Linked DNA regions of Homo sapiens: region 1 is linked to region 2. The links are chromatin contacts, found by Hi-C or POLR2A ChIA-PET in ENCODE. All regions are on one chromosome and are shown on one strand. The core of a region is the stretch at or near the end of the contact, and the rest is flanking DNA. Distances in the headings are between cores, read along the strand shown.

The links. Hi-C counts contacts between places; a loop is a spot of excess contacts on that map. ChIA-PET counts read pairs that join two places held with the same protein, here RNA polymerase II (POLR2A). Pooled maps may share reads with other maps.
Region 1: a loop to region 2 is called in a map of posterior cingulate gyrus, with 2.2 times the contacts of the local background. The contact joins two enhancer-like sites. A Hi-C loop is called at or near these places in 3 of 168 maps with a recorded cell type or tissue (HL-60/S4, heart right ventricle and posterior cingulate gyrus) and 2 of 50 pooled maps. POLR2A ChIA-PET finds 5 or more read pairs at or near these places in 2 of 52 experiments (OCI-LY7 and WTC11).

What each region holds. Positions count from the first base shown.
Region 1 is chr13:77,830,499-77,835,275 of GRCh38, forward strand. EDNRB-AS1 (EDNRB antisense RNA 1) reads left to right here. Exons shown (of 7, transcript NR_103853.1): 4 at 55-105; 5 at 2,867-2,929; 6 at 3,235-4,492. Among named protein-coding and RNA genes, the nearest start is that of EDNRB-AS1, 14 kb to the left of the region's middle. RefSeq lists an enhancer at 1,495-3,081. Within about 2 kb of position 3,298, at least 2 of the 41 ENCODE cell types and tissues checked have a DNase peak (open chromatin) inside an H3K27ac peak, as active enhancers do.
Region 2 is chr13:77,777,453-77,781,619 of GRCh38, forward strand. No RefSeq gene overlaps it. Among named protein-coding and RNA genes, the nearest start is that of EDNRB-AS1, 39 kb to the right of the region's middle. Within about 2 kb of position 2,204, at least 3 of the 41 ENCODE cell types and tissues checked have a DNase peak (open chromatin) inside an H3K27ac peak, as active enhancers do.

The DNA of each region.
Region 1 (4,777 bases), core at 2,048-4,547, 54 kb after region 2:
TTACTACATTGAAATATATAGTCTTCTGGTCTACTAATTGCCTTTTTTTAATAGGAAATTCTTCATGGAAAACTGTACTGTAACTGGAAGTATTTGAAAATCAAAGTAAGAGATGAGCTGAATGATATAACACAGGACTGCTGTAATTGACCAGTTTAGCCGGATTATTTTATTTTATCTAGGGATATAGCAACCAAAGGAATCCTGTGTTTAATTTTATAAGTCAGAGTACCCTTTCAGATGTGCAGTATTTGAGATATTAGAATAATTTTTTTCTCTTTGGGCTCTCCCTTTTTCTAAACCTGTTGTCCTTCAGATAGGACACAGTATTACTAACCAGATGAGAAAAGACATTGTTGACATGCCGAAAATGGCAGATCAAAGGAGCCAAGGAGCCTGGGTCCTTAAAAGCATAATGGAGCCACTGACCTTATTTACTTTTTTTTTTTTTTTTTTTTTTTGAGATGGAGTCTTGCTCTGCTGCCGAGGCTAGAGTGCAGTGGCACGATCTCTACTCACTGCAACCTCTGCCTCCCCGGGTTCACACAATTCTCCTGCCTCAGCCTCCCAAGTAGCTGGGATTACAGGCACCCACCAGCATGCCTGGCTAATTTCTGTATTTTTAATAGAGATGGGGTTTCACCATGTTAGCCAGGCCGGTTTCAAACTCCTGACCTCAAGTGATCCACCAGCCTCGGCCTCCCAAAGTGCTGGCATTACAGGTGTGAGCCACTGCACCAGGCCCACTGACCTTATATTGATACTGCCTATCTCCAAACTACTTAATTAAAAAAAAAAGCTCAAATATATATATTTATGGTTTACATCACTATTAGTCAAATTGTTTTGTGACTAGCAACTGAAAGCATTAATGATACATTGAACTTGTTGGAGTACAGCAGGCTCTGCCTAAGTTGATACAAATACTGGAAAAGTACTATTAAATATGAGTACTGGAAAATCACATTTGTGATGATTTTGGATTGTTTATCTCTTTGCTTGGCCCACCCGTAAAATCAAGTTTCAGGCTAAAGGAGAAAAGTCTCAGTACTTTTTCCAGTATCAAAAAATGCTTTTAGATTAGCAGTGTCCTTACCCTTGAAGAATCTGCTGTTTCATGAAGAGGTGATCTTCCCATGTCTGAGAGGAGGCTGAATGTCATGGATGCTGTGAAAGGATGGCTGTGCTGGCTGGGACGTTGGATAAGGTGACCTCTTCTAAGTTTTAATGCCTGTGATTTTCTAAGTGTCGCTGCCTTTAAATGGAAGTGGCCTCTTCATCACAGAGTCTTCATTGAGAAGAATTTGAGCAAAGGACCCGTATCCATGGTTTGGTTCTGCCTCGACCTAGCATTGTGATTTTGAGAAATTAGCTTCCCCAAGTTTCTAGTTTTATTTTCTCTAACAATGAGATAATTTTCAATTAAAACAATTAGTTGGACACTCCCTCCTCCATCTCCTTCTTTCCCTTTTTCTTCATTTTAATGGCTTATTACGTGGAGCCCCATATTTAGACCCATAGGAGAAGAGACGGTCTGGTCTTCCAGAGACGAGGTTGAAGTTCTGCTTTTCTGGCTTCCTTCTCATTTTAACCCTCTCCTCCCTGTGGAGCTGAGGAATGTGTAGAACATAGTTTGACAAACTCTGTCTTAAATGTCACTGAGTTCTTTTAAATGAGAACCTTCTATGATTCTACCACAGATTGAGCACAGAGTCATAACAAGAAGATCACAGCATTTACATCCGCCGAGAGGAGGCAAACTGACCTGTTGTTTTTCCCTCTATTGTTGAGTTAATATTGACTGAAGCCATTGTACCCATTGGCCCATGAACGTAAAGAAGTTTTATCAAAGAGCTATTAAGAACATGGAGTCATTTTGCTTACTTCTTAGGCCTTATCCAAATTTTAATATATGGTGACTTTGAATGCAAGATTTCAGACCGTTCTACTAAACTTCCAATCTCATTATACAAATGTTCTGATACAAGAGTCTTTGGTCACTTTTCACACAATGAGACTTTTTAGGCCTCATACAAATGACGCTATTTTTATACTGGGGCAAAATAACCTGATCACATTTCTTCTTTGTGTCTGAACTAAAGCTTGCCTTCTTCCTGAATGTGTGCCTTGAAATAAATGTGTAAATTAACACTAAAAATTTCATTCCTAAAGAGATTTCTTTATGCTTGTTTTATATCAAGTTCTTACTCTGCTTACACATTAAAGTTATAAAATGCATAGACATGGCCATTATTAAACTTTGAAGATCTGGCATGCTTCTATGTGAATATTATTTCATCTATAGCCTTTGAATTGAGAAACTCCTTTGTGTGATTTCAACAACCTTTTGTCCAGAGTTAAATGCACTGACAGGGCTTTTAGACAGAGCCACAGAAAATTCTCTGCTGAATACTTAATCAGTTCCTAAGTTGGCAGGCTTCCTCTTTTCCTTTCTTCAAGACTATGTGGCTAGACTACTAGAGATTTTTATTTGTCACTGAAAGTTTAAGACTAAATAATTTGGATATACTCTATATCATATTATTTTCATCACATACATTCAATGTTTTATACAATGTACATACACTGAGGTATGTTGAAATTTTATCATTTTTGAAAAATGGGTTTATGTTTTTACTAGTGCATTCCTTTACATTCAATAGCTTAATTCTTAATTATTTCACCTAATAGGATTACTATAATCTCTTTACATTTTAATACAGAAATCTGAATCAGATGAGATCCTATGTCTAGCAATTAAACAGAAGATTATTGGGCAATGAAAAATGTATTGAAAATTGCTGTTAAACTGAGTAAACAATGATGGAGGGAAGCCAGTGACATTCAAAATTTTCTCTTTGTCTAGTGCTTCACAGCAGGAACTGTTTCTGGCAGCTTGGTGAACCAAGAAAGGCAATATTCTTCTGGGGTGAGTTCTTATTCATTGGCTATCTGGAGTGCATGGAGAAGAGCTTGACTGGTTGGCTGATTCCTGTTCCCCCACTTTCTAAGGAATCAGTTCAACCACATGTTTTCTCATTGTCAACTTTATATAAATAGACTTCCCTTGGCTATTGTTGGTCTTTCGAAGAAGGATTGAATCTTGTTGAAGTTTCTTTCTTACAGACATAGAAAATGCTGGTAGCCATAACACTCCAAACTATTTTTCTGGATCTTAATTTGACTAGGGAGAGAGAAGGTCATTTTTGTTTAAACAGGGATTGCATTTTACAGAAACATTGCCTTGAGAGACACAACATGAATTACAACATCATGATGTATTCAGCCAGATGTCTGCAAGACAGAAAATCACGTGACTGAGCAAGGCATGTGAATGTTCTTAAAGGGGGAGAAATAGAAAAGAAAAACCAAACATGCATCAGATATTTCCTTTTTGCATCACATTATTCCCAATCATATGGATGCCTTATGTTTATAACTTGCCAATTATGAATTTCCCCTCATGTATATTAAACTTAAGGATCACTATAATTTTAATCTTGTTAACAAATTTGCTGTTTGTCTATATCTATTTAGGAGATTAGCATCCAGGGCTCATTAGGTATCTGTTAGGATGGTTGTTAGGGCATAGTGAGAAATTATTTTTTGGCACTCACAACAAATGTATATGGATATACATTTAGTTTCTTGGGATCCTAGTCCATGTATTTGAAAAGTATATGTACTTGACGATCCTGAGCAAAACTGGAATCATTTGAATTAATTCATCTTTTTTTTTCACAATTGGCAATCTCACGCTCAGTATATTAATACATATTCACTAAATAATCATAGTGTAGTTTGTAGTTTCTCAGTTGCACAGAAATGGTTGGGTTCTTTCAGGGATCCTTACTTGAAGATAAGGATCAGAGCACTATTAAGGAAAGGGAGGATAATCCTGAAGTGTGGGAGGGGATGGTCATGGATTTACCTATTTTTACTATTTGTTTTATTTACTCTATTTCTAACAACCCAATCACTTCTCCAGTGGCAAAGGCCTTTGGCATTTGGTAGGCACCCAATGCATAATTGCTGATGAAAGAATGAATTCTATTGCCAGGGCATCCATTTCATTTTCTCTGCAGCCACACCATCAGCATGGCAACTGCCCCGACAGCACATTCTTTTCATGATTGTTTTAAATTTCTTATGCTATTTTCCGTAAGGTAGTGGTCTATATAATTTTTAGTCATGCACTCCTATTAATTAAGTTTTGTGCATGTAGTCTCTAAATACATATTTTACAAATAAGATATTCTGTTGCTTTATAAAATATAGTTAATCAGAAGAATGAGATTGTTAATAACAATTCTAATAATTATTTCTCCATTTTCATGGACTGTCTTGCTAACCTTCCTTGTACACTGTATTCTGGAGAACCTTGGCTGTTGAAAGCATAAAGGAAGAAGAATGCAGTTTTTGCCTTGGGGAGCTTACATCTTATCTGGTATACCAGATAAACACAATGAAGGACAACACAACGGTAAACAAGGTATTTCATATCATGGTGGACTAGAAGAGAGTCCCTGTACAGAATTTTGCTAAAAACATAAAATTTAAAACATATTTCAGTCTGCCACCTTTGATTTGTAGTAAGATACTTCTTATGTTGAATTGAGTTTAAGCACACTCCAAACTTTGCAATAGATACATTCTGTTCTCTTGGAATCATACAGATTTAATATTAAGAACAATTTTTCTTTACTTCAATGTTTCTCTTTTTCTTATATCCTGAAAAACCTGACCACTTAAAACTGTCCTTCTAATCCCCGGCAGA
Region 2 (4,167 bases), core at 954-3,453:
GTCATTACATTGCATAATCAATAAAACAAATATTATATAATATTATAAAATCTTGCCCTTTTTAGGGATGGTGCTCAAATGAATTAAAAGTTTCATGAGTAGAGTCAACACTTTTCTTAATATACTATTTGCTCTTTTAGATCCAGCAGTTAAACTTGAACTTGATCATGCCTTTGTATTTTGCATGTCATTTTTCTTTTTCCTTCTAATAACAAAGTCATTTTGAAAGATAATTGAACTATTATAATGAAAAAGTAACAGTTGTCAAGAACTTAGCAAATGTTGAAAGAGGCATCCTGCAGAAATATTGAAAGTTCATCACTCAAACTAGTGGAAAGTCTCAGCGTTTTTGCAGAGGATAAAGTTATGCTGCATTTTGTTTCACGGTTAATTGTAAAATACAAAATTACATTGTGGAACATTAATTGCATTCGTTTTCTATGGCTGCATAACAAGTTACCACAAATTTAGGGGCTTAGAACAACAAATTTATGATCTTACAGTGTCTGTGGGCCAAAAGTCCAGTTTGGGCTGGACAGGGTTTTCTACTTTGAGTCACAAGGCTGAAATCAAAATGTCAGATGAGCTGCCTTCCTTTTTGAAGCTGGGGGTCGTCTTCCAAGTTCATTCCTATTGTTGGCAGAATTCAGTTCCTTGACCTGTGGGGCTGAGGCCCTTGTTCTGTGGGGGGTCAGCCCAGCGTCCAGCTCAGGTCCTAACAATCACCAACGGTACTTTTTCCCGTGGCCTCTCCTAATGCCCTCTTTTTTTTTTTTTTTTTTTTTTTGAGACGGAGTCTCACTCTGTCCCCCAGGCTGGAGTGCAGTGGCGCGATCTCAGCTCACTGCAAGCTCTGCCTCCCAGGTTGACGCCATTCTCCTGCCTCAGCCTCCCGAGTAGCTGGGACTACAGGCGCCCCCCACCACGCCCGGCTAATTTTTTGTATTTTTAGTAGAGACGGGTTTTCACCGTGGTCTTGATCTCCTGACCTCGTGATCCGCCCGCCTCGGCCTCCCAAAGTGCTGGGATTCCAGGCGTGAGCCCCCGCGCCGGGCCCTCGTGCCCTCTTAACGCTTCACAACTTTCTGGAGAGACCCAGGCCTTTTAGAAATCTGACTTGTGGCCAGGCTCAGTGGCTCACGCCTGTAATCTCAGCACTTTGGGAGGCTGAGGCGGATGGATCACGAGATCAAGAGATTGAGACCATCCTGGCCAACGTGGTGAAACTCCGTCTCTACTAAAAAAATACAAAAATTAGCCAGGCGTGGTGGCGTGCACATGTAGTCCCATCTACTCAGGAGGCTGAGGCAGGAGAATCGCTTGAACCCAGGAGGTGGAGGGTGCAGTGAGCCGAGATCGTCCCACTGCACTCCAGCCTGGGCGAGAGTGAGACTCCGTCTCAAAAAATAAATAAATAAATAAAATAATAATAATAAAATAAAATAAAATAAAATAAATCTGACTCGTTTAGATTTGGCCCACCGGGATACTCTCCATTTTGGTTGATCAAAAAGTCAGCAGATTAGTAACCCAATCATGGGAGTCAAATTCTATCACATGCACCCGTTCAGCCTGCACTTAGGAGGGAGTTACACAAAGCGTGCACACTAAGAGGCAGTGATCTTGGGAGCCACCTTAGAATCCTGCCTACCACACTGTTCCATTATGTTGATGGTTGAATTAACTATCACAGGCCAGCAAATCAAACGAGATACTAGTGAGGAAAGGATCACATGCCACTTCCTAGCTAAGGCATGCATTCACATGATCCCATCAGTCAAGTCTTACATTTCTTATACTTCACGATGACCATATCCTGGTACACACAGGTCATGTTAAGGGTCTGTGGGACCCCTTCTAATGTTTTCTACTTCTTCTTTTCTGTTTTATTTTATATCTTTTTTTAAAAAAATCTGGTTATGACTCACGAAATAGATTTCACAAAATGGATTTTATGATTCATGACAGGAAAAACAGTCTTAATGGAGACAGGTTTCAATTAGTAATCTGGAAACATTTTTCTTTACAGAAAAAACACTAAAATATATTTATGCAAAAAAGTTTTTTCTGAATAAATCAATATGGACTAACTTATAGATGCAAATGGGTACACACCTGGGTAATCTTCAAAATTTATTTAAAATTATTACAAGACAATCAGCAATATCACTACAGTCCTCAGGAGGGCAGCATCTGCTCTAGGTATATTTGAAACTTAAGTGTGCTCAGAAGTTTTCTAGTGACTAGGAATTCCGGTAAGTAAATTACTTAGAGTGTATTAATCTAAGCAAACATTGGTTTATGCTTGGCAATTGAGAATCAGTCCTGTCAAAACCGTAAGTGCTATGATTTTTTTTTGTCTGACCCAAGAGAATTAGTTGAATTCTTTTATTCCTTGCTTCTTTCTGCTTGCATTTTTCCTTTGTCCTGTCTGTCCCTCTCTGGCTTATAGTCTTGCATAGGTGGTCCAAGTAGGGCCCAATAACCATGGCGGCTGAGGACATGACAATCATAAATATTTTCTGCTAATTCAGAGTTGTTGTAAAGTCCCTCTCTTAATTTCCACACTATGTTGACTTCCTGACTTCCTGCTGCATATGCCAACTGGTGGCTCCCTCAGTGCCTCTTTTGTGAACAGACAGGACTCTCTTAACCAGTGCACAAGAGGAAGTGCTGCCCTGCAGATGACTCACCATGTTCTCTTATCTTCAAACTCTCAGGTGCTTGAGAGAGGCTTTTGCTGACCCACAAACACAACAAAATCAAGCTGTCTAATCTGATGTTCTTAGACAGTTAAGCCTTTCTAGGCTTAAATCTAAGTGTGACTATAGAAGGAAATATAGTATATTGAATCTGTTCTTCCCACCTCTGTTCTGGACCCACCATAGTCTCACCCTAAAATCATGGTCTGGGTTGACATCACTCTGTCACTAATCAACAGAAAATTGTCAGGAGGGTCCCACATACTCTAGTTAGACATAGAGCAAATTTCCTGCCCTTTGTTTTACTTACGTCCCTATTGTCACAGGTTATAATACTGGCCCTAAGTGTGTATTTGCTTCAAATAATTATATTTTGGGAGACATTGGGTTGACTGTATCATGTTCCTACACATTTTTTTTTTTGAGACGGAGTTTCACTCTTTTGCCCAGGCTGGAGTGCAGTGGCACGATCTCAGCTCACTGCAACTTCTGCCCCCCAAGGTTCAGGCGATTCTCATACCTCAGCCTCCCGAGTAGCTGGGATCATAGGCGCCCGCCACCACGCCTGGCCAATTTTTGTATTTCCAGTAGAAACGGGGTTTCATCATGTTGGCCAGGCTGGTCTCAAACTCCTGACCTCAGGCGATCCACCTGCCTTGGCCTCCCAAAGTGCTAGGATTACAGGCATGAGCCACTGCACCCGGCCATGTTTCTCCATTTTTTAAGGGCCTGAAGTCTGTTGAGTAGAGCTGCCTATGTGAATTTCATATTTTTTCTTTTTACCCATGTGCTACTTATAGAGTGTTGACACTTGATCTGCCTTCTCTTGCCTTTGGTCCTCTGCATTTGTTGCTTGCTCTGCTCAAAATGCTCTTCCCACAACCCTTTTCTTGTCTCCATTCCCTACTTCCAGAGTCACCTGATACCTCTTCGGGTATATCTTGGCTGTGACTACTATGTCTTATAGCACCTTGACATGGTAGATGCTGATAGATTTGTCTGTCTCCCTCAACAGACTGTGCCCCTTCAAGACCAGGGCTATGTCCTCTTTCTAGAATCTGTCATGGCAACTGACACCTAGTTGACATGCAACAAAACTTTGTGTATGAATTAAATCACAAGTAACTGCTGAGGCTGTTTTTGACCTTGAGTTGATCGACAAGGTACTTGATATAATAGATAAGCTGTCGGTCAACAATATAGGTCTAATATGGGACCAATATAGGTAGAAAGAGGCCAGTATGGTGGTGATGATAGACACATGTAGAATCTGAAGAGGTCTAGAGGGGTGTGGGTTGCAAATACAGCCCAATGCTTTGGTTCCGGGAGGGACAGGTGACAGGCCTTCAGCTTGGCGTGATTTTTTTCTGGTTTCTGGGACTACCAGGAAGGGACAATAGCCCTGTTGGCTACTTAAGTATGGGAGGAAGTGTGAACTCAGTAGAATGGCACTGGGAAACGAGAG